7 separate regions of the Mus musculus genome follow, and all the other regions are linked to region 1. The links are chromatin contacts, found by Hi-C in ENCODE. All regions are on one chromosome and are shown on one strand. The core of a region is the stretch at or near the end of the contact, and the rest is flanking DNA. Distances in the headings are between cores, read along the strand shown. Region 1 holds the start of Gsdma (gasdermin A). Region 2 overlaps Lif (leukemia inhibitory factor). Region 3 holds the start of Nf2 (neurofibromin 2). Region 4 holds the start of Thoc5 (THO complex 5). Region 5 holds the start of Nefh (neurofilament, heavy polypeptide). Region 6 holds the start of Emid1 (EMI domain containing 1). Region 7 overlaps Znrf3 (zinc and ring finger 3).

Region 1 (3,874 bases), core at 710-3,209:
TCTCATTTCCTCCTCCTTCCTTCTTTGAGCCCTCTAAGCCCGGTCCTTGGAATCCCATTAGTCAGGTTGGGGAAATGGGGCAATAAGACAGAAATGAGGTGGAGGCAGGACAAGCAGAATGACATCAGGCTGGAGAGAGATCTGCATGGAGGAAGGACGCCAAGAGAAGCTGATGCCAGGTCAGAGGAAAGAACCGATCGGGAGACTTGGGGCTTTCAGGAAAAACAGACTCCCGTGTGACTGTGCTCAGCTGCTGCTCCACAGATCTTTCAAAGACGAATGAGACAAGAAACCTTGGTCATCACACGCCAGAGGAAGGCACACTCTAGGAAGAGACTTCCAAATGTCTGACCGAGGTAATGGTTGGTTGGGCCACCTTTGCAGAGCTAATTAAGGTGTTCACACAACCTCTGGACTATATATACAAGATTTCAGATGCCCTACATTGTAGTGGTTTAAAGAAACAGAGACAGAAAACTAGGGGGAAAGGAAAAACAGATTTGTATAACACAAATACCACACTTCTGCACTTGTACTGTCATATAACAAAACCATCCCACACACCCAAGAACCCAACTCCACCTTTCCTAAGGGGGATGGGCACCTGACAGCAAACAGGAGCTAGAGCTGTCTGTCTAAGATGCTGATAGCTGTGCCAGGTGAGAAGTGGAAGGGAATGGAGGAAAGAAAAGGGGTGAAGGATGGGGACCAGAGAGGCAGAACAAAGTGTGGAAGGATTCTGAGAAAGTAAAGTAATAAAGTTTTAAAGATATTTTTGCAGAGTGTGAGACTCTTTCCTCACTCCTACCAGTCCCTAAGGAAATCTCCAGGAAACTGCTTCTTCATATGGCCTTGCAGTAAATCACATAAATTGTAATTTAGAGACCTGCCTGTGTGTGTAGAATCCTCTTTTAAGTGATTTCCAAGGAGCAACTTTAATAAGATAATGGGGGCTGGAGAGATGGCTCAGAGGTTAAGAGCACTGACTGCTCCTCCAGAGGTCCTGAATTCAAATCCCAGCAACCACATGGTGGCTCACAACCATCAGTAATAGAATATGTAGTCCTCTTCTGGTATGTCTGAAGAGAGCAGCAGTGCACTAACATGAGAGAGAGAGAGAGAGAGAGAGAGAGAGAGAGAGAGAGAGAGAGAGAGAGAGAGAGAGAGAGAGAGAGAAAGTTCCTGAATGACCTACAGGGAGACAGCTGAACGCCCACAGCATACATCCTGGGCTGTCCGTCATCTCACCGCTGAGATCCACCTCTGCCTGTGTGTGAGCATATATTCCATATACTTAGAGATGCTTCCAAATTATAGAAGGCCATATGAGCTCACTCTATCCTGCCTCCTCAGACTTCTGTGCATACTGGTACCAAGTTATGCATGTGTAGCCAAGGCACATATACACATAGAGAGAGGTAAGAATCAGCAGGCTGATGCATACAAAGTTGAAGGGCAGATTTTCAGCTGCTCTGCTGCCTGTAGTCCCTGAACATACAGGATTTCTTATCACTTATCATTTCCACAAGGCCTCAGATGAATGGCAGGTGCTTCCAGATGACATCAGGGCAGTGATCCACCCTGTATCACCCCTGCACACAATTACACGCATGCATGAGTACACACACACACACTCACATGCACACTCACACACAAATAAGCATAAGTGCATACACACACGCACACAGCCAATTCCCACTGCCTCCCTTCCTCCCCAGTCTATAAGCAAACTTTCAGTCCCCCTTCTTTCTGTCTCAGCCCCAGCAACACAGACACCTGCCTGGCATCTTTTTACCCACCCCCACAGGACCTGAGGCGGGGCACTTCAAACAGGTTGATGCTGTTCTCCTGGAAGTGGAACAAAAAGGGGTGGGGTCATTGTGGGAGGCGGGGTCTGTGGGAGCTTACATCCCCGCCTCCATGGAGGCATAAAGCAGCCAGTCCTGATAAAGGACAGCCAGTCATTCCCTCACCCTATAGACAGAACGAGCTCTGGTTCCTCACCACACACCAGCTGCCAGACAGGATCCAGCATCACCCTTCCCTGGTAAGATCAATGATGGCTGAGGAGGCAGGGGGACATTCTGGGGAACCAGGGGAAGGTTGGGGCCAAATGGGCATGGGATTTCTTATCCTTTATCATGGCCATAAATCTCCCTGCATTTTACTGGGGGTAGGACTCATAGTAGGCCTTAGAGAGAAGAGAGGCAGCCCTTTGAGTGCCACTCTGGTGAAGGGTAGGTCCTTCTAGGTACACTCAGTTGGTCTCTGGAGGGACATAGGCCATCCCAACCCTTCCAGGAACAAGGGCTGGAAAGTATATTGTAGATGGCAGGATGGCCCCAACATCTCTGTGTGCTCCTTCCTGTTTCCCTGCCTCTGTCAAGTACTACAGAAAGGTGAGGCCCATGGAGGCTAGCTGATGTGTCTGATCTCTTCCACCCACCAGGAAAACCTGGGTGTGTCTCCTGGATCCCCAGGTGAGATACCTCGACTTCAAAGACAGAGTCCTAAACTGTCAAACTTGTGATCCTTGCAGGCCCCACATCCTCTTGGTCCCTCTCCCTCCAGCATGTCTCCCAGGACCAAGCTCACTCTTTCTATCCTTGTTTCTACCAGACATGGTGCTGATGCTGTAGAGGTGACTCAGGCCCATTTCCTGCCCTCAGGAAAGTCACAGTTGAGTAGGCAAGGCAGTCAGGTGAACAGATGGATGGTAACAAGATGAATTAGCAGGTGTTTCAGAAGTGGATATACAAGATGCCTTGGGAATGCAGGCAGAGTCACCAAAATGCCCAAAGGAGTAAAGGGGTGAGCAGGTGACATGAGTTGAGTCTTTTTTTTTCCTTCTTACTCCAGTCCTGCTTGCTCAGAGTCCAAAGATTGATTGATTGATTGATTGATTGATTGATTGATTATAAGTACACTGTAGCTCAGATCTCATTATGGATGGTTGTGAGCCACCACGTGGTTGCTGGGATTTGAACTCAGGACCTCCAGAAGAGCAGTCTGTGCTCTTAACTGCTGAGCCATCTCTCCAGTCCTTCAGTTGAGTCTTATAGGACAAATACGAATTCTTTCTATTGGAAAGGGGATATATCGTAAGCAGAACTAACAAAGGCAAAGAAGTAGTTGGGAGAGAGGAACTAGGAAATTTGCCCACTTATACTGGTGTTGCTAGGAGGTGGGTGGGAAGGAAATGGAGGGTGCAAACAAGTGTAGCCTTGCCAAGGAAAGGGCAACTGGGGAAGCTGCCCAGCTCTGACTGCCCAGGCTCCTGGGCCCAGTGCGGTTGCTTCTTTCCCTAGTGTCCACAGGTCCTAGTTTCAACTGTCCCTTAGTGTGACAGGACACTTCCCTTCCCTTGCTGATGACAGACTCTAACTGGGCTCTGTTCTGTGAAGAAGTGAACATGGAATGAGAAAAGAGCCCTTGGCAAAGGGAAAAGCCGGCATCTTGTGTCAGCCATGTGAACTCTAGAGCTCGGGATTGTCCATCACAAAAGAAGGACTCCGTGGGCTCCTTCCAAATCCAACATCCAGATGCTCTAATTGTCTCCCCTCTACTCTAGGAGTGAAGCCTGGTGACAGCCTCTTACAAAGTCCTTACCAGGTCTTGACGACCCCAGCGGCTGCCTGGACATTGTCCATCTCTTTCTCCACAGAGACAATGACTATGTTTGAGAATGTCACCCGGGCCCTGGCTAGACAGCTGAACCCTCGAGGGGATCTGACACCCCTAGACAGCCTCATCGACTTCAAACGCTTCCATCCCTTCTGCCTGGTGCTGAGGAAGAGGAAGAGCACACTGTTCTGGGGAGCCCGCTATGTGCACACCGACTACACTCTCCTGGATGTGCTGGAGCCGGGCAGCT
Region 2 (3,874 bases), core at 929-3,428, about 94 Mb before region 1:
GCACCAGCTAGAAATGGCAATGAGGGTGTTGGTCTGAGAGATTTCTGTCTCACTCACTCACTCACTCACTCTCACTCACTCACTCACTCACTCACTCAGCCCCTTGCTTGCTGGGTGTATGAACAAGCTGCACAAGTTGTCTACAGCAGACAGCAAAGGGCTGGGAAGTGTCCTAGACCCCTACAGAGTCACCATCATCTGGTCCTTTGCTGTCTCTCAGAGAAACTTTGGAAGGCTTGGTTGGGATGTGAGAGAGCTAAGGGGACTGGGATCCAGAAGGAATCCTTTTATTTTATTTTATTTTATTTTATTTTATTTTATTTTATAAGTTTTGTGGGTGGAAGGGTACCCTGGGGTGGAATGATGGAATGTGTCTTCTCTTGAGTTGGATGAGAGAGTTCAGGCTTAGAGACTGTCAGATGGAAGAGTCTAGGTCACCAGTGTTCAGGCTCCCACAGAAGCACAGCGGCCAGCTTCCAGTTGTCAAAGCCTGACGAACTCGGTTAGCTTCTATGCAGTTCCCCCCACAGCCTGGCGTGGTTGGGGTCTGCCAGCTGGACCTAGAGGTGAGGTGTGTGCAGGCAGGAAGAGGCAGGCTGCAAAGGCAGGTTCCCAGAGTCCTCCCGGGGAAGGACCTCTAACTGTCTAGGAGTCAGGGAAGGAGCAAGGCAGCCAGCCATTGCTGAGGCAGTAGCCGACTGCAGCTCTCATCTGCTTCTCAACCCCTGAGAACAGGTGATCTTGAGCAGACAGACAGGTAGCATAAAGTAGAATGTCGGGTCTGAGGCCCCGGAGGTCGCAAAGGTACTTGAAGGGGACCAGAGGGCTGTCTTGGGTCCCTGGAGCATGGAGAAGCAGAACTTGAGGTCAGGGTCTCAGGGAAGATGAGGCCCAGAGTGCTGTGTTTGATCCAGCACAGCTGTCTATTTATTACTATGTCCTATTTATATTAACTTATTGGTGCTTTAAATGGCAAAGTTAATTCCCCGAAATGGTATGAGGCTCCTTCCATGGGAGCTGGGGCCGAGACTCTCCACCTAGTGGGGCCTGGTCTGGAGGCACATGATTGTTACAGGTGCAGCTCATGGGTCAAATCAGAGAGCTGGCTAGCTCCTCTGTCTCCCACTGTGACTCACTTTTAGGGTGTCAGGGTCCCCCAGAAAAAGCTGGGCCAGTTTGTCTCTCTGCTTCTGTCTCTGTCTCTCCGAGTCTGTCTCTGTCTGTCTCTGTGTCTCTGTCTCTTTGTCTCTCTCTGTCTCTGTCTCTCTCTCTCTCTCCCCGCCCCCCCCCCTTCTCCCTCTGGTCTCCAAGGGGGTGGAACAGTTTCTTGTTGTTTTGTCCCACTGAGCTCTCTGGCACCCCCTAGATTCCTGCTATGCGGTGCACCATTCATAATGAAGTGAATGGCTCTGGAACCTTGGGCAAAACTGATTCCTTCCTCAAATCGTAGCTGAGGAGTGCTGAAACATCCTGACCCGGCACCCAGCGTGCTTTCGACCAGCATGGAAGCTCCTCGGGTGGCCCGAACACCCACAGAGGGTGAATACAGGAGGTTGGAGCAGTGCAGGCCCTGAACTGGGCCTGAACAGCTGCCCAGTGCGCCAGAGAAGGGGAGATCAAGGCCCGAGACGCCTGGGACACAGACCAGGAAGCTGTGGTCCTTGCTTCATCGCTGCCTTCCCACTCCCGCCCATGTCTGGGCTCCCAGGCAGGGAATCCGATCTGATCTCTCCTTTGTGCTGAGGCCAGGCAAGCAGAGGAACGCCCTCGATCTGGGAGCAGGGTAGGGAGGAAGGCAGCCAAGCTGGGGCAGTGGCTGACTACAGAGCTAGCTGCCTGCCTCTCAGGCTCTGAACAGGGCGGTCCTTAGCAGTTCAGCAGTGGGATTCTGCTTCACGCGGTTTTGCACCTTTCTCTGTCACTCTCTAAGCACTTTACCTGGACGGCAGGTGGACAGGCCCTGGAGCTCTGGCTTAGGAAAGGCCTGGAACCATAGATGCAGCAAGGAGACTATGGTGGGGGCCACGCGTGTCAGCGACAAAGTTACTCCACCGTACTCCTGTTGCTGCGTCAGGCTCATCTCAGGACTGGCTGCCCTTCTCCAAGCTGAGAGTCAATTTGTCTAAAAGCCAAGATGATGCCACAGCCTGGGGCCTGTTGGGCTTTGTCATCACTTCACATTTGTATGGACTTGGACTCTCTGGGCTCCGCCCACCTGGCAGCTTTGAAGGCTCAGGGACCAATGGACTCTCTCCGTGCACGCCCCCGTCCCCCCAACGCAACCACCTACCTGCGTCTTACTCCATCAGTTGCCCAGCATCCCAGAACCATTGAGCCTTTGGGGAAAACAGACTTTAGGGGCAGGTAGTTGCTCACCTGACATCTTTCACCTGGAAGCATTGACTTCCACCGAGCATAGTAGGTAGTGTGTCTGGACCAGAGAAAAAGGGATGGGGCATTTTGCAGTTTATCCAGAGAGAAGCAAAGGGGCCTTTATTTATTATTTAAAACTTCAAACCTGAAAGCACTGAGAGTTTACTGGTCTGCCCCCCTCCCCCCACTCTTGTCTATTTCTGTGTCCTTGATCCCGACTCAAGCAACCCAGCTCTGCTTTGCCTGCTCTCTGGAGCAGACATGGTATGTGGGCCAGGACCCCGGAGTCTTGCATGGTAGCGGCTTCAGAAGGGAAATGATATGGCTGTCTGCATTCGGATGACTCCCCAGTCCCAGCCCAGCCTCTCCTTTGCACTGCTGCTCTCCCTCTTTCCTTTCCTTTGGAAGGGACTTGGCCTTGGGTGACAAATTCCTCTTTGATGAATGTACCCTGTGGGAATGTTTCATACTGACAGATTATTTTTATTTATTCAATGTCATATTTAAAATATTTATTTTTTATACTGAAGGAGTGTCTTTTTTTTTTAAAGAAAAAATGAAATAATAAAGAACTCATTCTTGTTGAGCCTTCTGGAGTGCATTGATTTGGTGAGGGCTTGTGGGGGAACCTCCTGTTGGGACTATAGGAGGATTGGAAGATGAGATTTCCTCCATCGGTCCAGGAGGGGTAGGAGGGTGGTATTTGGGCCCAGAAATAACAGTGAGTGGTGTTTAGAATATGAGGTGCCACTAAGAGAGGGGACCGATGGCTTCCATGGGTACTGGTGTGACATCTCACTAAGCACAACAGCCAGTTTGTTCCCGGTTAGCTGAGGAGAGAACTGAAGCCCAGAGCGAGGAACTGAATATCCAGAGTAATCTAAAATGTCGAGGTCACCCCTCCCAGTGAGAGGTGACCCCAGCTAGTCCCCAGCCCAATGGGTGTGGGCCCACTCAGCTCCCAACCCTCATGTTCTCTCTGCGTGGAGTTTCAGGGATTTGGAAATGGCGTCTGTCTGGAGCTCCGTCACCCAGGAAGGGTCCACAGGCACAGGAGCAGCATCAACATTGGTCCAGAGGCTCCTATCAGAATCACACGAGACATTGTGCCCTAAGTGGGCTAACTAAGCAGCCATGACAGCATTTCTGCAAGGCTTTTTTGGGGGGGGTACCGATGGCTCTCAGGGAGTGCTTCCTCCCACAAAGAGATGCCTTCTCCACAGCACCCTTTCTCTATTCCTTGGGGAACAATGGGGGTCAAACTGTTAGACACAGATGTGTCTGGTAGGTCCCCTAAATATCTCCTGTACTTTGCTCTGGGGTTTGAATCTTGGGCTCCCCCTGAGAGATTCATTATGGAAAGCAGAGCAGAGTTTCTGCATCTATGAATTGGTACACAAATGTGTATCTTGGTTGTTGCCTGGAGGCAATGGCTAACCCTTCTGAGAAGATACCAATGATGGAAAGCTTTTTAGGCATTGGTAAGTCCAAGGCAGGAGGT
Region 3 (3,874 bases), core at 819-3,318, about 94 Mb before region 1:
ACTCCACAACTCCCTCTTTGGGTTCAGCTAATTTAGTACTACACCTCACAGAACTTAGGCAAAAACACTCACATTTACCTATTTTTCATAGGATATTAAAAGGGGCACACGATATTATAAGACCTTTTTTTTCAAGACAGGGTTTCTCTGTGTAGCCCTGGCTGTCCTGGAACTCACTCTGTAGACCAGGCTGGCCTCAAACTCAGAAATCCACCTGCCTCTGCCTCCCAAGTGTTGGGTTTAAAGGTGTGTGCCACCACTGCCCAGCTTATAAGATCTTTTAAAATGTATACGGTAAGGCATGTGGGAAACGGTGCAGAGTTCATACTACTACTATAGTTTATACTATACCACTACTAGAGCACATGTTCAGATGGAAGCTCTCTAAGCCATATCCTTTCAGTTTATGGATGCTTAATTATATAGGCATTGTCGGTTAAATCATTGGCTGATCCTTCAGTCTTAAGGGAAGAACTGAGAAGTCCCAACCTTAAAGATCCTTTCTGGGAACCAGGCTGAATTCTAAAACTACTATAGCATGGCAACAGCATCCAGCTCATTAACACACAAAAAGAAAACGAATACTTTGGCGATTCCAAGGATTTTAAAAGCAATAGGCTAGGGAAGCAAACCAAGTATATTCCAGTGGCACAGGACCTATCTGACTGGCTTTTTTGTTGTTGCTTTGCTTTTTTGTTTGTTTGTTTTTTGAGAGTCAAATGTGTAAATGTCTGACACTTAGCAAGTGTTCAGGGTTGTGGATACAACCCAGTGATGGGGTGCATGCCTAGCATACACAAGGCCCTGAAAACACAAACACACACACACACACACACACACACACTCACTCACATACACACTCTTCAACAAAATGATAGCTATTATCATCATGTTAGAAACTATAAAGAGTAAATGTAAGACACTCTTTCCTCAAAGAGTTTTTTCCAGAAACTGAAAATTTTGGAACAGGGAAAAGTACGAGCTTCCAATATAACTAGATGTAACTTTTAAGACCTAGGGTACACAGTTAATACCTAGCGAAAAACTCCCTGGAGTTTTAGGCGCGAGTTCTACACACTGCACACCGGTTCGTTTCTACGGAAGATTCCAGTGTTTCCCAATAACAAATGAATGAAAATAACCTTCGGGAAATGCCAAAACCAAGAACCCCACTTTAACAAACAAGCAAACAAACAACTAGCTTTAACTTGTGATCTGGCCCTAGAAAGCCTCTTCCGGTTCCAGATAATGATATATACGGAATCCCTTAAGCTTGCACTTCGACTGTCACCACAGCGAGGGCACCCCATGGGTAGGGACCCGCGTCGCTGCCACCAGACAGGCAGAGATTCCGCGGCTCTCCACTCACAGCCCGTCGGGGTCGGCGGCCGGTTACCTCGCAGTTGAACTCCATCTCGGCGTCCATGGTGACGATCCGCACCGTGAATGTCTTGGGCTGCTTCCTCTTGAGTGAGCTGAAGCTCATGCGAGAAGCGATGGCTCCGGCCATGGCGCGAGGTACCGGCCTTGGATCCCCTCACCCCTAGGCCCGCGTTCTGGGTCTCTTAGCCCCCCTGGAGTAGCTGCACAGGCCTCAGGGCCACCATGGTGGCCGGCTGGCCGGCCCGAGACAGACCTAGGCTGCCTGGGTCCCCAGCGGCCAGCATGGGCCGCGAGGACCCGGCTGTGGGTGCGGAAAGATGAGTTAAGGGACAGTCTCTGACGACGGGGGGGTCGGGGGGAGATGCCGGCAAAAGCACGCGCAGCCCCGAGCTTGGAGCTTCGGGCTGGGGACGCCAGGGACGCCTTTGGACAGAAATCCTAGACGGCTGCGGCGCCGACGCCGGGCCTCTCAGCGACCCCCGAGGGTCGCGGGGCCGCGCAGTAGTTGGGAGCGCACACGCGCGTGCGTGTCTGTCACCAGCTCCGCTCCGCGCGCCCTCGGGAAGCGTCCTCTACCAACCCCCACCTCAGCGACCTGCCGGATCCCCGCCCCGCCCCGCCCTCCGGACTCCCACTACGCTACTCAGCGACTCACCCTAACACTTTTTTCTCTAAGATACTGTGATTGGCAGGAACGCCAAAGGAAGCGGGACTTCCGCTTCGTCCCGCCTCCTGGAGGCCTACTCCACCAATTGAAAGTTGCACTGAACGAGGGCCGCCGGTCTGTTCTCGGCGTTGAGTGGCTGTAGATGCGGTCACTCCGAGCGCTTTTGTTCCTAAAGTATACTCCTACTCTAGCAAGACTGGTTGAGAAGGAGCGGGCGGCGCCTTTCCCGGGAAACCTGTAGAGGCCGGGACTGCACCGCACGAGGTACTGTTGCAGTCAGTGAGAGATCCCATTTATAGCGTCTTACCAGAGCTTCAGTCGTATCTGGGACATCCGGCCGAAATTCCTTTTTGACACTTAATTATATATGCTGACTCAATATTTTTCAAACTTTAAAAACACGAAGTGAGGCCGCTTAAGTTGCCCCGACTTGCCTGCCAGATCCTTCAACTTCTTTTTAAGAGAATTAGAATAACCACAGAATTCATGATAGTCCTTACCTTACTAGGTGGTTGAGGAATTGAAACTTGCTTAATACATATAGAAAGCTAATTTTATTTATTTTTTTTTTTTTTTTTTTTTTTTTGAGTTTTTCGAGACAGGGTTTCTCTCTGTATCCTTGGCTGTCCTGGAACTCACTCTGTAGACCAGGCTGGCCTCGAACTCAGAAATTCGCCTGCTGCTGCCTCCCAAGTGCTGAGGATTAAAGGTGTGCGCCACTATTGCCCGGCAAGAATTTTCATTTTACCCTCTGTTCCTTTGTTTGGTTTTTTTGTTTTGTTTTGTTTTAATTTCCAAGCTACATACTTGGAGTACTTGTAGCTTAACGTCATCAAATGTATAATATGCTTAGGAAAATTTCAACTTTCTGGGGATTTGTAGAGTTTTTACTTGTTTTAAAGATACATTCCCCAGGCACTGCTGCTGTGAAGAGACACCATGACCACAGCAACTCGTATCAAAGAAAACATTTAATTGGGGACTTTTTCTTCTTTACAGTTTCAGATGTTTAGTCCATTATCAGCATGGTAGGGAGCATGGTGGCATGCATGGTACTGGAGCAGTAGCTGAGAGATGGCTATATCCTGATCTGCAGGCTTGGAAAGCAAGACAACCATTTGGCATGGGCTTTTGAAACCTCAAAAACCACCCCTAATGATAGACTTCCTTCCACAAGACCACACCTCCTAAGCCTTCTAATTCTTTCAAATAGGGCCACTCCTTGGTGACCAAGCATTCAAATATAAGCTTATGGGACCGTTCTTAGTCAAAGCACCACAGTTTTGTTTTTTTTTTTTTATCTTATGTATATAAATGTTTTACAGCACATATGTGCATTGCATGTATACCTGGCACACATGTCAAAAGAGGGTTCCAAAGCCCCTGAAACTGTAATTCAGTCCTTAGCTACTGCATGGGTGTTGGAAACTGAACCTGGGTCCTCTGCGAAAGCAACATTTACTCTTAGGCACTAAACCACCTTTCCAACCTTTGTATGTCTATTTGTTTGTTTTTGAGACAGGGTCTTCCTGTGTTATTTGGGGTATCCTAGAACCCCTGAGCATGTCCTCTTCCTCAGCCTCTCTTAAAACCATAGCCCTGGAGCCAGGCATGGTGGCACATGCCTTTAATCCCAGCACTCTGGAGGCAGAGGCAGGAGGATTTCTGAGTTCAAGGCCAGCCTGGACTGCAAAGTGAGTTCCAGGACAGCCAGGGCTATACAGAGAAACCCTGTCTCGAAAAACCAAAACCAACCAAACAAACAAACCATAGCCCTGGAAGAGCATGGTGCTACACACCTTTAATCCCAAATTGAGGCAGGTG
Region 4 (3,874 bases), core at 364-2,863, about 94 Mb before region 1:
GGCTAGGAAAAGGGTGGGAGTGGGAAGGATCTGGGTACATGAGACAGCCTTGAAGCAGGAACCCTTCACAAGTGGGCACATAGGATTCAGAATTTAAAATACAGAATTGGGAAGACAGGACAGAGGTGACAGAGGATCTTAAGGGAGCACCCTGTTCCTAGACAGATGGAGAGGCGTATCCATGTTTTCCTACATAATGTGGTTAAAACTTGAATTTGTGCTTCAGCTCTTCTGTACTTCTTCCTTCCTACAGGCAAAAACACAGGCTGAGACCTATAGTTCCATCAAATTCTTTCTTTCCCTTCTTGACATTGTCCCCCAAACCCTCATTTTGCAGAAACACTAGGTCTGTGGAGTAGGTTGTGATTCTGGGGTCTCTTCAATGACCCCGGTACCTCATGAACCCCTGCTTAGCATGGTTGTGCTACCATCCAGGAGAATGTTGATGGAACCAAATTAAATATTTACTGTACGTTGTGGTGTTGTCTTCATCTACAAGGAATCTCAGTAGTTGTCTAAGGCAGGGCAGCTTCCAGTTGGCTGAGGGTTACACTGGCTTTGATCTCTTAGGGAGACCGTCTTCATCTTCGTCCCAGAGCAAGAAAAGGAGCTGTTTCGGCGCCACAAGGTATTCAATGTTCATGTTTGCAGACAACCAGAATTTACTCCAGAAATGCCAGGCATAGGAAACATCTGAAGCTTACAGGTACTGCACTAGAGTCTTGGGGGAAAATAAAAAATCAAAACAAAACAAAACAGTGAAGCAGGAAGCAGGTGTAATATAGGATTATGCCCCTGCCTCAGTTCCTTTCTGGGTGTAGTGACTCCGATAGTATCAAGAAGTTAGAGTGGGGGGGGGGGGCGGTGGTGGCACACGCCTTTAATCCCATCACTTGGGAGGCAGAGGCAGGCAGATTTCTGAGTTGGAGGCCAGCCTGGTCTACAAAGTGAGTTCCAGGACAGCCAGGGCTATACGGAGAAACCCTGTCTCAAAAAACAAAAACAAGGGCTGGTGAGATGGCTCAGTGGGTAAGAGCACCCGACTGCTCTTCTGAAGGTCCAGAGTTCAAATCCCAGCAACCACATGGTGGCTCACAACCATCCGTAAAGAGATCTGACTCCCTCTTCTGGAGTGTCTGAAGACAGCTACAATGTACTTACATATAATAAATAAATAAATCTAAAAAAAACAAAACAAAAATTTAAAGAAGAGTCAGGCATGGTGACACCTGCCTAAGTCCAGCGAGTCCAATGCAGGCGGATCGTAGTGACCAGCCTGATCTATATAGCGTTCAAGACCCGCAAGTGTGCTATGTAGTGAGGCCCTGAACAAAGTCAGAAGACAAAATCCACTCCTGTTCAAATGATAGCACAGCGACACTTGTGCTTTCTTGAGATACCACAAACTCACTCGAGTGAGTCGGCGGAGGGCCCACTAATTCACACTCCGGTGAAGGGGCACGAAGCACAGACTTGGACATTATCGCCCCAGTTTCCCAACTTAATAGAACTAGACTCGCCCCTTCCTTGCTTCCCAAGCTGCATCTGGCCTTCGTGTCTCACTTCCGGCCTGTGGCTCTCTTCTTCCGCTTCTCTATGGTCGCGAGCCGGAAGTGGCTACCCGGCTGGAAGGCGTGAGGAGCATTCTGGTGAGCGAGGGTAGAGGGCTGCTGGCTGGGGCTGCAGGTCCTCGCTGGGCGATCCGGGCTTGATGTGCAGACGGCACGGAGCGTGTCCGCGGGCTGGGGTCCTCACCTGTCGGGGTCCCCCAGGCTCGTGGCGGTTTTCTAGGAACTAACCGGAGCAGCATCCTCTGTCCCCATTGTAGTCTCCCGAGAGTGCTGCTGCTGGTGGTGACCCTCGTCGATGGTCCTCTTGGGCGTGTGGCAAACGCTCCTGGGTGGCGGTTGGCTTTCCCGGGTTTTCCGTGCCACCCTTGTGGGTTTTGTCAGATGAGTCCGCCACTCGTTTACCTGTCACCGGCAGCCTCCTGCGGTCCTCTGAGAGAGGCGTTACCATCGTCGCGCCGCACCAGACTCCAAGGAGTCGCAGAAAAGAGCTTTTATTGCTGGAGCAGAAAGGCTGAGAGCGCGAAGTGCGGACGTTACAAGGGCAAAGAAGCTTGGCTTGGCTTTTCTTTATGTTGTCCGCTCTATTTCCTAGCTAGCTGGCTGGACTTAGTGTATTTGCTTCATTAAATATTTTGCTTATCTTAATTTCTAAGAAAAGGAAAACAAGAATTTTTTTTCTTAAGTTATACTGCAAAGGGCTCGGGCAGTAAGAAGAGGTGCCACCTGCTCCGTTTTAATGAAGATTTTAAATGCAGTCACTATAGTCCTGTCTGTCTGGCAGCTTCTGTAGTCCAGGTTGGCTTCACATTGGTAAAGATCCCTCTGCCTCAGTCACTCAAGCTCTGTGATTCCTGATATTTACCACTATCCTGTCTCACAGCCCATCCGCCCCTCCCCCCTTTTTTCTTGGAGACGAGATTTTATTATGTAGCCCAAACTGACTTTTGAACACATTATATAGCAAAAGCTGATCTGGAACATCTCGTCAGCCAGCTCTCAGTCTGACCTGTTCTCATTGCAGGCATGTCCCGCCACACAGTTTTATGCAGTCCAGGAGATCAAACACAGGCGTTTGAGTATGCTAGGCCAGCACTCTACCAGCTGAGTAATATTCCCAACTTCACAGTCACTTTTTAAACCTATAGTTACTTTGGTAGAAGAAAACTTGGGTCTGGTCTGCATGCCATAAATAGGAAATGGCTTCCACTTGTCTTATGATATTGATATAACTGCATAGTATACATAGTATGATGAAAACATTTATTAATAAATTCTGTCTTGGTTTCCTTGTCTAAGATTCTGAGAGAGAATCCATTTCTTTTTAAATTATTTTTATTTTATGTACATCGGTGTTTTGCCTGCGTGCGTGTCCGTGTGAGGTGTTAGATCTTGTAGTTACAGTCAGTTGTGAGCTGCCACGTGGATGTTGGGAATTGCAGCTGGATCCTCTGGAGGAGCAGTCGATGATGCTCTTAACTTCAGAGTCATCTCTCCAACTTGAGAATCTATTTCTCACAAGAACCTTGGTGTTTGTAAATATTAACAATAAACTAGGAAACTTGAAGTAATTAGACATTTCGTTTGTGATTTTTGTCTCACTGTGTAGACCAGGCTGTCCTCAACCTCACAAAGATCCACTTGCTTCTGCTCTCCACTCCTGGAGTGCTGAAATTAAAGGCATGCGCCCTCACAGCTGGCCAGAAAAATGACAGCACAGCACTGTGACCCGTAGCTATAATCTCAGCACTGTTGAGGCTGAGGCAGAGGGGTCTCCAGTTTGGAAGCAGTGTGAGCTACATAGACTTGTCCAAAGAGACGGCGGGCAGGTTGACCTGTCCTCTGGTGTTTAGCATAATGCAGAGTCACTCCAGATCCACCCTGAATCGAGTTCCTCATCCTCGGGGATGTGCTTTGCGTGTCTGCGCCCCTTCAATCCCAGAAGGACTATTGTGCATTTAATTTGAGAGAAAACAATAATGAAGTGGTTCGTTGAGGGGCCCATGGGTCTAGAACAGTCAAATGGAGGTTCTGACTCAGGCTTCTCCTACAAGTATTGGTGGTAAATTAAATAAGGGACAAAACTACCCTCCCTTGGTTGTTGGGGGGACGATAAGAGGCAGAACCTCATAAAATGTAGGCTTTGGTCTTTACTTATTTTTGCTTCTTTTGAGACGGAGTCTCATTATTTAAGCTTGGCTAGCCTGGAACTCAGAGATCTTCCTACCTCTGTCACCCGAGTGCTGAGATTAAAAGCATGCGCCTGCCACCTTGCCTTGCTCTTCTTCATTTGAATATTAGAGCCG
Region 5 (3,874 bases), core at 707-3,206, about 94 Mb before region 1:
GGGAAGGGCACTGCCACCGCAAAGGCGTAGAACATGAAAAGGGAAATTCCAACCATCCAAATCCCAGCATTCCTGGCTTTCCATGCTGTTAGCAAAGGCTTAAAAGCCACTCAAGTTAGGATTCTTGGCTATTATGGATCACAGACACTTTTGAAAAGCGCAGATGCTCTGTACTTGCCTCCAGATTTATAGATGACTACAGGAACGACTACAGCAGATGACTGCAGCTGACACAAAGAAGCCCAGTTACTCTTTGCCCCAATCCCAAAAGAAATGAGAATGAGAGAAAGCCAATGTTGGTCAAGGTCACCCTGCAGCTAAAGGGTAAGGTTTCAGGGCAACTGCAGTCTAGCTGACTCAGAACCCCTGTAAATTTTGGGAAAGAGGAAGGGGATATTAAATAACAGCCATTTACAGCAATGAGGTCCACATGATGGTTCCGTACTGGCTAGAAACGGCATGAAAATGAATGGCTTTCATTTTTACACAGCAATTACTAAAATTCGCGATGTTATGTACTGAGCAAGTAGTGGGACGAAGCCTGGTAGAACGAATACTCCTGTTCCACCCACTGCGCAGGGTGCGCAAGAAAGGGTGGGCAGAGTTGGCATGGCAAGCGGCTGCTGGATACCTGATACGCTGGGTCCAGACGGGGCTTGCTCCATTTCAGATGGGAGATCAGTCTGAATCTGGGGTCTAACAGTGTGTGGGGCACAGGGGTTGGCCCCGGTGTTTAATTACAGACATAAAAAATGTGGAGGGTGGTTTCCTTTTTCTAAAGGAAAATCCAGAGTTGGGGCGCCCCAAGGGAGGGTCTGGGTAAAACCGCTACTTTGTCAGGTGGCATGCACCTCGCAGCGGGTCTAGCTACTTCTGAGAGGAGTCCTCTCGGGCTGCTCACTGCTCCGCCAGGAGGGGGCGACCCCTTCCCACCCCGCGCTCCCGCGCACCTCGGAACCACTCCTCGGACTGCAGCGTGCTCTGCACCGCGTGGCCTTCGAGCTGCGCGCGGATCTCCCGCAGCGCCGACGTCACGTCGCACTTGAGGGCGTCGCGAGCCTCGGCCTGAGCCTGCGCCTGCGCGGCCCCGCAGCCCTGGATCTGACCGAGCAGCTCGCCCACCTCCTCCTGGTGGTGGCGCCGCAGGTAGCCGCACTCCTCCTGCAGCGCCTGCGCCTTCTTCTGCAGCTCCACGCGCGCCGCTTCCGCCTCCTGCGCGAAGCGCGCCAGGGCGCGCGCCGCCGCCTCCGCCTCCTCACGCTGCCGGGCCTCCTCGTCCAGCCGCTGGCGGACGTGAGCGATGTCCTCCAGCAGGTGCTCCTGCTCCAGGCGCAGCTGCCCGCGCGCCGCCCCGAGGCGCAGCACGGCGCCGCGCATCTCGCGCACCTCGCGCTCGTACAGCTCGCCCATGGCGGCGCGGCCGGCTTGCTGCTGCCGCAGCGCCGCCGCCTCGCCCTCCAGGCTGCGGTTGTGCGCCTCGAGCTGCCTCACCTTGTCGATGTAGCCCGCGAAGCGGTCGTTCAGAGCCTGCAGCTGCTCCTTCTCGCTGCGCGCCGCCACCGCCGCCACCACGCAGCCCTCTGGGCCGTTGCTTAGGGTGTCTAGCGAGTCGGTGCTCGAGGCGGCGCCGCGGAAGCGGCTGGGTGAGGCGGACACGGAGCTCACGGACGTCCGCGCCCACGAGTGGAAGCCGCTGGAGGAGCCGGCCGCGGAGCGCGTGCCGCCCGGGCCTGCCTTGCGGCTCAGCGAGTAGTGCAGGCTGCCGCCTCCGTGCAGCGGCGCGAACGGGGCGCCCAGCAGCGCATCGGCGCTGCCGAAGCTCATCATGGCCGGAGCAGGTGCGGCCGCCAGCGGAGCGGGAGTGCGGGGCTGGGACGGGGCAGGCAGCACTGCGGCAGCTCTGGGACTCCGGCTCTTTTATATCCGCGGTGGCCCGGTCCGGCCCCTCGGCAGTGGGGGGCTGGGGAGGAGGGCCCCACCCTCTCCACCTCCTCCCCCGCGGCCCCGGGCCGACCGGCTTCTCCGCAGTGAGAGGGGCGGGGCTGGGGGGGACGACCCAGGAGTGAAGGGGAATCGACGCATCGTCAGTAGAGCCTCCCGAGGTCAGACCAAGGAGTAAAGGACTTCCGGAGCGGACAAGTGCAGACCTCCAGGTGCATGTCGGAAGACCCTATTAGTCAGAATAAGACCCTCAGAATAAGAGAGGGCACTGGAAATAGGGAGAGGATTGCAGAACTGATGGGTCAGGGCGCCTTCGGGTTGAAGCAGTGGGAGACTGCAGTGATTACTATGAGAGGACACCCCCACTTGAGAAGCAGCACAGGGTTGGTTCCCTGATAGTTAGAGAGGACCTTGAGATGAGGAGTGCAGACTGCAGTCACCCACGAAGGGATTCTGTATGGGGTTGCATGATGGATGCTACTGATGATAAATGGGGACCTTCTAGCTGGCGGTGCAGTGTTCCCCAGATACTACAGCGGCCCTGGGCCACCCAAAGGGGCTTAAGGAACTGTACAGCTGGCTTCGGGGTTGGGGTTGGGGTGGGCGTGGAGTTTGAAAGGACCGCAAAGCTACCCTGAGAAGGAGAACACTGCAGACGGAGAAAGGGAGCGCTGGGTGAGAGGAACGTGGTGCTCTCTAAAAATTCCAGTGGCCACGACTGGAAAGTGGAGTCTCCTCTTGCCCGGAAAGGAAAACTGCCTACGAAGAACAGGGGGTCCCTCAGTAGGCAGCAAGAGCCTCAACACCGAAGCCAAGTTCTGCCACAGGGTGGGGTTAGCTTCTGTGCTTCGCTAGCTGAATGACCTTGTACAAATTGTGTTCTCCTATGTTTGGTTTTCCCTTGTGTGCAAGAGACAAGATGCAGCTCCAAGCTCCCATGTGCCCCTAGGAGGTTCGAACTTGGGAAATGTCTGGCTGATTTTGGGGAGGAGAACCCACATATTGCCAGTCGGAATAGTAACCAGTTCCTCTCACCTGAGAACTTTGTCTTTCTCCCTTCCTTGCCCGATTTTTCTGCTTTATCTTGGCATCTCATTCCTTTTCCAGAATAGATGAACCAGTACTGCCGTAAGCATCCCCTTTCATGCTCCGAGGAAGTGGTGGAGTGGTTTTTCAGTACCAAAGTCCACCGACCTCCATCATGAGCCCTACTGAGGCTTCAGGTGAAAGGGCGGGGACGGCGGAGGGGCTTAGACTTGGAGCTCTTGCTTTATTATACGGCTCGTTCTTGGTTTGGTTTTCCGGTCAAAAGCGGTGTTAGTGGACGGAGCCGCCCGTGCCGCTATCGCTTCAGCACCACGGACAGCAGCCGCTCCTCGGATGGGAAGGGTTAAATCTATGCCTAACGGAGTAGGGAGGTTCCATAGCTTTTCCAAGCAGTCCCTCTGTGCGGTACAGGGGAGGATTGGATGAGTCATATGACGGGCTCGAAACGACCTACGGTTGTATGTAAGTGACCCACCCCTGCATGTCCTGTCCAGTGCCTGGCTCTCTGTGAAGTTCTTTCTCCCTGCAAACCTCTTCCCGGAGCAGAGAGAGCCCCACTCCAATGCCCACTGACAAGCTCTGGAAACCAGTATAGACTTCTTCAGATCAGAACTTCTCCCAGGCAGTTACCTCAAGCCTCACTGCACCCCAGTTTGCTGTGGTTTTCTCTTTTGGAGGGATCCCTAGGAGGAGAACTGATAGATTCCCTAAAAGAGATCCCTTTCCTGTCCTGTGTCTCATTCCCAGCCCCTGGCTGCAGGCCAGGAGAGTGCACTAGGGAGGAGGGGGAGGAGACTCTAGTTTTTCATGATGGAGCAGAACATGATGAAGCATTTTCCCAATTTAAAGGTCCAGTCATGCTGCTCTTTGCAGGGGTCAGAAAGGC
Region 6 (3,874 bases), core at 991-3,490, about 94 Mb before region 1:
AGGCGAGGAGGGATGTCACAGGGCCAGGAAGTCATCCTACTATGGGATGCGGACTGGCAGCAGCCAAGTGTTCCAAGGTGGCTCTGCAGAGCCCCTGGGCATCCTAGTTGTAGGGGCTCAGTCTCACCACATTCCTGGGGTTGGGGGTGGCCCTTTGGATGCCTTCCCGGGCCTCCCCCTCCTCAGCACAAAGCCTCTTTTCTGCCTTCAGTCCCTCAGCTGCCAAGGGGTGCCCGGGGCGCCTGGCTGGGAGTGGAGGAAGGGTTGACAAGGCGCAACATCCTCATACTGTCTCCAAGATACTGAGACAGGGCCACGAGGGGAGGTCCCGGCAGCTAACGTCCACAGGTAACTCTGGTTTTAGGTCCCTACCCTACTTCAAGATGGTAACCAGTGGGGCCCCAATGTGCGTGGCCTGTGCTCTCAGAACAAACCTTCAGACACAGGATAAGCAAAAGGGGAAACTGAGGTTCACGGCCATCAGTCTCGGTGTCTGTAAAATGGGTATGAGGGGGCTGCTGCAAGAGCTTTGTGACAAGACTATACAGAGGGACAGACTGGGTGAAACCCAGACACCTGCCCACAGGCAGAGTCCCCACACAGGAAGCCGGGGACACGGAGTACAACTCGGAAGTGGTGGCCTTGGGCCAGCTGGAGGGAAGTGTCTCACCCATCACCCCAAGTCTGACCCCAGGAAGCCCTAGATCCTCACCCCTCTTATGTGGGGCTTACTCTATGAAGTGGGACAGATAATTCCCCACTCTCAGACTTTGTTTCTTTCTCTATAAAACAGACAGCAGAGAGAAGCAAGCCTAGATAGCAGCTGGGAAGGTTCTAGAAGCAATGGATGCAGGAAAAGTGCCAGCCCACACCAGCTGTGGTTGGCACACTGTAGGGGTGCTGTGGCATCTGCCACATCTGCCACTCGGCTGTTCCCATCTCAGACAGCTAACTGCCTGACCTCTGCTGCCTCAGCCACTTCTACCCCTGAGCCTGCTCTACCCGGTCACCTGCTTTTGCTAGCTCCCAGGGGGGGTTGCTGGCCTCTGACCACAAGAAAGGGAAACTTCTAAAAAGAAAGAAGTGAGGCCACAGGGGGGTGGGGCCCTCACGGGCCTTTGAATGGGCTGAAAGGCCTAAGAGGCCTGGTTAGTCCACATTGTCTGTCCTGGAGACAGGGGCAGGGGCTACAGGCAGAGCAGGGGCCAGGGCAGGTTCAAACTCTGCCATCGAGTCCAGAAAGGGAGAGCTGAATCCCAGCTCTTCCATGAATACCCACCACGAGCACATTAGTCTCAGTTTGCCCCTCTATTGAGTGGGGACAAGTTTCCCTACATCCTCCAGTCTTGAAGGCACTGTCTAGAAAAAGCCCCACAGGACCCGATCCTGGGAAACACTCCACAAAGGCCGGCAGAGAGTCATAGGCTTTTGGGAGGTCCAACCAAATGCCAGGTCCCAGGGGGCCTCTGACACTGACCCACTGTGCAGTCTCCACCCCAGTCCTTCCTCCGAGTGAAATAAATAGCTGGGACATAAAAAAAGAAAAAAGAAAAAAAAAAAGAAAGAAAGAAAGAAGAAAAAGACAGTAGCAGGGGAAAAGAGAGGGGATTCCTGAAGGGCTGGCTAAGGGGTGATCCTGGCATTTTACATGTACATGAAGGGAAGGGGGGCTTGGGCGAGACCCACAGAAGTCCTGGGAAGCTCTGTTGCATTGCCATGGGTCCACCTTCTGGGGCCTCCGGGATCTCAGTAGGGGAGGCCGTCTGTTCTTTCACACAGAAGTAGGTGAGCCGGCTATCCTGAGCACAGCGTGCCAAACCCCTGCTCCCACTGCTTATGGTATAGAGATGAGCGATGGAGCCCCTGCAACAGTCTCGGACTGCCTCCGATGTCCCGGGATTGCAAGGAGCTGGGGTCGGGTCTCTGTCCCAGTCCTAGGGTTGCATGGAGCTGGGGTCGGGTCTCTGTCCCAGACCCTGAAGTTGCACAGAGCTGCGATCGGGTCTCTGCCCCAGTCGCGGGATTGTACGGAGCTGGGGTCGGGTCCCTGTCCCAGTCTCGGGGTTGCACGGAGCTGGGGTCTGCTTCCCTCACCCCAGTGCTGGGATTGCACAGAGCTAGGGGAGACTTACCTGCGACCCGAGAACCGGGCGCCCGGGACGCTCCACGCGGCGCCGCCTCCCGGGAGCAGGAGCCCGAGGCAGAGCAGCGTCCAGGCCCGCGGGCCGCCCATGCTGTCGTCCCCACCGCAGCCGCGGGCGCGCAGAGCCGGTTCCGGGCGGAGCAGGGCGGGGGCGCTCGGCTTCGCCCGCCCCTCGCCCCCCGCCCCCCGCCAACCCGGAAGCCGTCCGCGCCCCCGCCAGGACGCCCTCCAGGTGCCCACCTGAGCCGCAGACTGGGAAACTGAGGCCCTGGCCGCACCCGCCCCCTCGTCCCCGCAACGCTGCCAGGACCTGAACCCACCACTCCAGAGCGATCGCCTCTGGACGCACATCTTTGACATCTTTGCGGAACTGGGTTCCCGAAACACACAGGATCTTCCCATCGACCTAACACAGGCTTCCTGCGCGAGCTGTGCCATTGTCCCAGGCATCTCACCCCATACATCCTGCCCTGACTAAAGCTTTCATCACTCCGTGTTGGGCTGGCTAGGTCGCCCATGTTACGGAGGAGAAACCCGAGGCTCAGGTGCTCCCGCGTCCCCTAAGTGCAGTGACCCTTATACCTGTTTTACAGGGAGACACTAAGGCCCAGAGCACTCTGGCAGAGTAACCCCAGACCCACAATCCCCTCATCTCAGTGTTGGGGTCTAAGCACAAGTGTAGACAGCATTTTGGCATAGGCCTCAATTTCCCATTCCCTAAGGTAAGGACTGGCTGAGAGCAGAGGGCCTGGGTGGGACTCAGGCACATTCCACGCGGCATAGCAGGTGCGAGGAGTTTGCCTGTGCTGACATGATAGACTATTTGTGTGCATGGATAATGTTGTATGCATGCACGGCGCTGTAAACATGTATGTGCTGAATCTGTGTGTACACGATGTGTTTGTGAGCATGGGCAGTATTTGCTTATGTACGCCATATTTGAATGAACAATGTATGTGTTTGTGTGGTGGGCATGTGTATGCATGTATGTCTGTGTACACGTGAGATGCCTGTATGCATGCATATCATGTTTGTGTACACGTGTGCATGTGTGTGTATATGAACATGTGTGTATATGAACATATATGTACATATATGTACACACATATATGTACATATATGTACACACATATATGTACATATATGTACACACATATATGTACATATGTGTGTATATGAAGTATGATTTTCTTTCTTTCTTTCTCTTTCTTTCTTTCTTTCTTTCTTTCTTTCTTTCTTTCTTTCTTTTAGATGAGCTCTCTATATGTCCTGGCTTGGTCTGGAACAAATACACACACACACACACACACACACACACACACACACACACACATATATAATATGGCTAGCTTTCATTTCACAGAGGTCTGTCTGCCTCTGCCTCCTGCATGCTGGGTTCGATACTGTGCCCAGCTCTACACAAGAGCAGAGTCGTCACCAAGGGAGGTCACAGAAGACGTCTACTGCACGCCCCAGCAGTGAGCAGCCTAGGTCAGGGAATCTTTGCCCAGCTCAGCTGTGCAAGGGGCCATGCTCCTGTGGTTGCTTGCCCATCTCTGTGTGGAAACAAAGACAGTCTGAGTCCTGGGGCTTGCTTCTCCTGGACCTGTGGGTAGAGTCAGGACCAGGGCATAACCAGAGTCCTTTGCAGAGAAAGAGAGAGCCCAGCCCTGTCTCCAAAAGGCCAGGTAGTAGGTGCTGTTCAAACCCTGTCTCTCAACTGCTCTGCTC
Region 7 (3,874 bases), core at 1,004-3,503, about 93 Mb before region 1:
CTGTCTGTCTCTCACTCTCTGCAGGTTGTATACCTGATACCTAAGAAAGCCTAAGGTTAGACAAAGAATCTGGAAGAATTGGCTCAGAACATGTAATTCACAAAACCATCACCAGGACTCTATAATCAGTGCTGTAATATTCAAAGTTGTGGACTTTGAAATTTCAGGATCTCCAACTCCAATGATTAAGAACACAGTTAGGAGCACAATCTGCCCACCAAATGGGCAATTGTTAGGATGACATTTTTGAACATTCAGTCTTCTTATCTCTTTCCTTACCAAATATGGTTTGGGCAGGTAAGAAAAAAAAGGAAAAGGGATAGATTGTTAGGAAACTATAATCTACATGAAAGAAACTAGTAGGTTTTTTTTTTTAAATAGTTCTTTAAGATGTTTCTTTCTCTTATTAGCCTCTGAAATATTTAAGCACTAATAAGGTATTTGCTTTCTAGAAAGATTCTACTCTGACAGCAGACTAAGGGCATTGGTGGAAGAGTTGATGGTCCAGTGGTCCCTGTTTGCCGAAACTAGCTACATGGTTACATACATTGTTAGGTCATCCTGGAATTTCATCCCTATACTCACTGAAAAAAGTCTAGTACCATTCCTTTCTATTAGGAATGTTGCCTATAATAGGGGCCATAGTTTCCATTTTATTTCCCATAGGTATTCCAAGGGCACCAGCTTTAGGGCTCCAACAGAGCAGCACAAAATGAGCTGTTCTTAGAATCCACCCTTTAAATGATGTTCCATATGCAGTGAGCATAGGTTTTGGGGGAAGCAAAACTTATCACCCTCAGAATTCCAAGTTCTAAAAACCTTTCCAAGATGTTTTAAGTAGAAAATATAGTTAACCCCATCAAAGTGAATTCTCTTCTAGTTACATAAAGAGTATCTGTGACCTGTTAACTAAATTCCTATCACTACAGGGAATCCTACAGGGGAGGAAAGAGGTATTCTGAAGGCTGACAAGGAATCAGGAAAGCAACACTAGGATAAAAGCCCAAATAAAGAATTTCAATCATGGGTAGGCATGGTGGTACACACCTTTAATCCCAGTACTCAGGAGGCAGAGGTGGTCAGATCTCTGTGAGTTCGAGGCCAGCCTGGTCTACAGAATGAGTTCTAGGACAGCCAGGACTATTCAGAGAAACCCTGTACCCCCCCCCCCAAAAAAAAAGATTTTCAATCCCTCTATCCCTGGAAAACAACTGGTCCACATGCCCTCTGCTGTATGGTAAGCTCAGACAGATACCAAGCTGCCAGCTCTGAGGGCTAGGCTTCAGGCTTGGAATTTAAAACCAGGAGCTCTGCATTTATTCCAGCCTCAGCTTGGAGCACCTTCCAAATCTCTAAACTGTAAGTTCTTCTTATCTTCTTTCAGCTGGGAGAGCCTGTTCCGCACATTCTGAAACACATGAATGAAAGCAACTGTCAAACCTGGAAGCCTGGCTCTAGGTGAGTGAGCAGGCATCCCTTCCCCAGTCAGTCTCCAGGGACAGAAAGCATGACAAGAGCCATCTTTCAACTTCATTCTCTCCTGGCCCAAAAAAGATAGGAGTTTAGCCAAGGATATCTAACATTAGTCTCCCTTCCCCAACCCATCATTTTCTTTCCCCCTTGCCCACTTAGAAGACTGCTACCTCTTACAAGGACCTCAGACTTTGCATTCTCCTTTAGTTTCTATGATTTCCTAAACAAAGAGATGTAGGGAAAACACCAATCTACAAACTATAAACATCTACAAGGGGGCTCACTAAGGACTGGGAGCACTTCCTAGTACTGTGAGGTAGCACAGCCTTCCTTGGCAAAGGATAGGTCTTCAGAGGCCTGCCAGAGGAGCCTCTCATTGTGCATGCACTCCCTAGGCAGGCAGCAGGGAGTCTGGGAGGAGAAAGGATCCCTTTGAAGCACATGGCGTTAAGAGCTTCCCAGTGACCATGGAAACAGGCACAGTGGGTTCCCAGCCTGAGAACCAGGGAGAGCCAGCCTGGATTCAAACACAAAACATACACAGGGCACGCAAGATCTAAAAAGCAGGGGCCAAGGCTAAGGGTACGTAGCCTGGCTGGCAGGAACCGAGAGGCTCCCTGTCAGGAAAATCCAGTCTATGAAGCTTCGACGGTTGACAGGAAAGGGGGAGGGAGAGCCTTTTCACTTCCAAGGCTTTCTTCTCACTAGTTACTGTCCCTTGGGCTTTATTCAGCACCTATCAGGTCAGCATAGTAGGACCTTTAGTTGGCCTGCTGGCAGCCAGGCCGGGATCTAGCAAGAAGTGATCAAAGGAACCATCACCACAGCGCACTCCACCCCCTCCTCCCTTGGGATGAGGCCCCTGCCAAGGTGATCCAATGGAAGCCACTGGGGGAGGGTGAGAAAGAGACAGCTTTCATGTCTGTCTTTTCCTTAGAACAGTCACAAAGCATAGCAAGACAGGACTAGCAGGCCATAACTCCCTACTTCTGGGATGAATGGTTGTTCTTAAGTGAAGACATTGGGGGAAGGGGTAGTCACCTAGATTGGCACCTGGGGTGTGCTCTGGTGCCCTGATCTTTGAAGCCCTAGAGACCAGCAGCCCTGTACATGGTACTTCTGGATTCCCTTTCACAGCTGTCTGCCTCTTCCTGGGATGAAGTTACACTGAAGTCTCCATGTTATCTGAGAGTCTTTGTGACGTTTTGGGCTTAATTTTGTCAGGGTTCCAACTTAAAAGAGGGAGAGAAAATAGGGTGGCTTTTCTTTTTGCCCCCAGCAAGATGAGAAAACAATGTGATTAGAGTGTGTTAAGGAGGAAAGATCCTGGCTTACAGATAGAGTATCTCTGTCTTGTACTAGAGGGAATCAAAATCAAATCTGGCTCAGCACCAAACCAGGGAAGGCGCCAGAAAAAGGCACAAGTCCACTTTAGCCACTGACCCGGCTGCTGGGTGAGCAGGGCTGACTTCATTAGACCAACTTCTCTAGAGAAAGGCAGTGTTTGGACAGGCCTGCAATTTGAGAAGCCAGTTAGGTACATTCTCCCTTTCTTACCTTTGTTGGGCTGCCAAAATATTTACTTGACTTCTTAACTCTGAATCTCTGAAACACACCTGGATTGCAGAAAACAGGCAATTTTCTTATTTTTTTCTAACTCGTGAAAGACAGTCCAATCTAAGCAAAAATAACAATATCATGAAGGAGGCAGGAAGAAAGGAAGGCTGGTAAGAGGTGTCATTGAGCATCATTCAGTCACTTAAGAGGTTGGTAGGTAACCTGGACTCTTCTGTGTGTAGCTGTGGATTGGGGTGGTTGGTGGTTTCCAGGGCTACATAAATAACCAGCAGATTTTACAGGTGAGCCTTTTGCAAATCAAATGGATTTTATTTGGCTTTTAGGAGAGAGTCAGTTTCTATGCCAAGTAAAAGTCTGTGTGGCAGTCAACTGCATTATTAATATTATTGTTGTTGTTATTAATATTACTACTACATTAACTATTCTACCAAAGTTGACTGCCTTGTAACACCAGATTGGGGACCATGGACCAGGCAGAAAGGGACACTGCAACCACAGAGGCTGAACTTACTTTAGATTAATTTCAGATGATAGGAAAGAGCCCAATCAGCTGAAAAATAAAATAAAACTGGGGAGAGGGTGTGTAGTCTTCTGAAGTTTTTAAAAAAGAACTTAGGAAAACAGGTCTAGTGGGTGAGAAACTATGTGTGCCCATTTCTCTTTGTCATGTGTGTCTGTCTATGAGCCCATTTGCCAAGGCTGAGTGGCCTACTTCCATATAGGCTGGTTCTCAATGAGGCCATTTAATTGACATGGGTTGATCTCAATGAAAAGGTCTCCGCACTACCTGTTGGTACTCATCTCAGGCTCTCCAGAATCCCAA

What was found. Hi-C counts contacts between places; a loop is a spot of excess contacts on that map.
Region 2: a map of T-helper 17 cell shows a loop between it and region 1 (10-fold over the local background). The contact joins the enhancer-like site here to the promoter of Gsdma in region 1. A Hi-C loop is called at or near these places in 2 of 37 maps with a recorded cell type or tissue (T-helper 17 cell and T-helper 2 cell).
Region 3: a loop to region 1 is called in a map of T-helper 2 cell, with 12 times the contacts of the local background. The contact joins the promoter of Nf2 here to the promoter of Gsdma in region 1. A Hi-C loop is called at or near these places in 2 of 37 maps with a recorded cell type or tissue (T-helper 1 cell and T-helper 2 cell).
Region 4: a loop to region 1 is called in a map of T-helper 2 cell, with 13 times the contacts of the local background. The contact joins the promoter of Thoc5 here to the promoter of Gsdma in region 1. A Hi-C loop is called at or near these places in 2 of 37 maps with a recorded cell type or tissue (T-helper 17 cell and T-helper 2 cell).
Region 5: a map of T-helper 1 cell shows a loop between it and region 1 (6-fold over the local background). The contact joins the promoter of Nefh here to the promoter of Gsdma in region 1. A Hi-C loop is called at or near these places in 2 of 37 maps with a recorded cell type or tissue (T-helper 1 cell and T-helper 17 cell).
Region 6: a map of T-helper 2 cell shows a loop between it and region 1 (9-fold over the local background). The contact joins the promoter of Emid1 here to the promoter of Gsdma in region 1. A Hi-C loop is called at or near these places in 3 of 37 maps with a recorded cell type or tissue (T-helper 1 cell, T-helper 17 cell and T-helper 2 cell).
Region 7: a loop to region 1 is called in a map of T-helper 17 cell, with 10 times the contacts of the local background. The contact joins the enhancer-like site here to the promoter of Gsdma in region 1. A Hi-C loop is called at or near these places in 2 of 37 maps with a recorded cell type or tissue (T-helper 1 cell and T-helper 17 cell).

What each region holds. Positions count from the first base shown.
Region 1 is chr11:98,662,392-98,666,265 of GRCm38, forward strand. Gsdma (gasdermin A) reads left to right here and starts at 1,960. Exons shown (of 12, transcript NM_021347.4): 1 at 1,960-2,047; 2 at 3,665-3,874. The coding sequence starts at 3,670.
Region 2 is chr11:4,269,556-4,273,429 of GRCm38, forward strand. It overlaps Lif (leukemia inhibitory factor), which reads left to right. Exons shown (of 4, transcript NM_008501.2): 4 at 1-2,959. Among named protein-coding and RNA genes, the nearest start is that of Lif, 14 kb to the left of the region's middle. Within about 2 kb of position 2,179, at least 2 of the 3 ENCODE cell types and tissues checked have a DNase peak (open chromatin) inside an H3K27ac peak, as active enhancers do.
Region 3 is chr11:4,847,476-4,851,349 of GRCm38, forward strand. It overlaps Nf2 (neurofibromin 2), which reads right to left and starts at 2,069. Exons shown (of 17, transcript NM_001252250.1): 1 at 1,397-2,069. The coding sequence starts at 1,510.
Region 4 is chr11:4,893,730-4,897,603 of GRCm38, forward strand. It overlaps Thoc5 (THO complex 5), which reads left to right and starts at 1,614. Exons shown (of 20, transcript NM_172438.3): 1 at 1,614-1,649. It overlaps Nipsnap1 (nipsnap homolog 1), which reads left to right. Exons shown (of 10, transcript NM_008698.3): 10 at 1-472.
Region 5 is chr11:4,946,108-4,949,981 of GRCm38, forward strand. Nefh (neurofilament, heavy polypeptide) reads right to left here and starts at 1,957. Exons shown (of 4, transcript NM_010904.3): 1 at 951-1,957. The coding sequence starts at 1,827. It also overlaps a transcript of Ap1b1 not described here.
Region 6 is chr11:5,149,990-5,153,863 of GRCm38, forward strand. Emid1 (EMI domain containing 1) reads right to left here and starts at 2,241. Exons shown (of 15, transcript NM_080595.3): 1 at 2,133-2,241. The coding sequence starts at 2,233.
Region 7 is chr11:5,316,292-5,320,165 of GRCm38, forward strand. All of the region lies in intron 2 of Znrf3 (zinc and ring finger 3), which reads right to left. Among named protein-coding and RNA genes, the nearest start is that of Kremen1, 57 kb to the left of the region's middle. Within about 2 kb of position 2,254, at least 2 of the 3 ENCODE cell types and tissues checked have a DNase peak (open chromatin) inside an H3K27ac peak, as active enhancers do.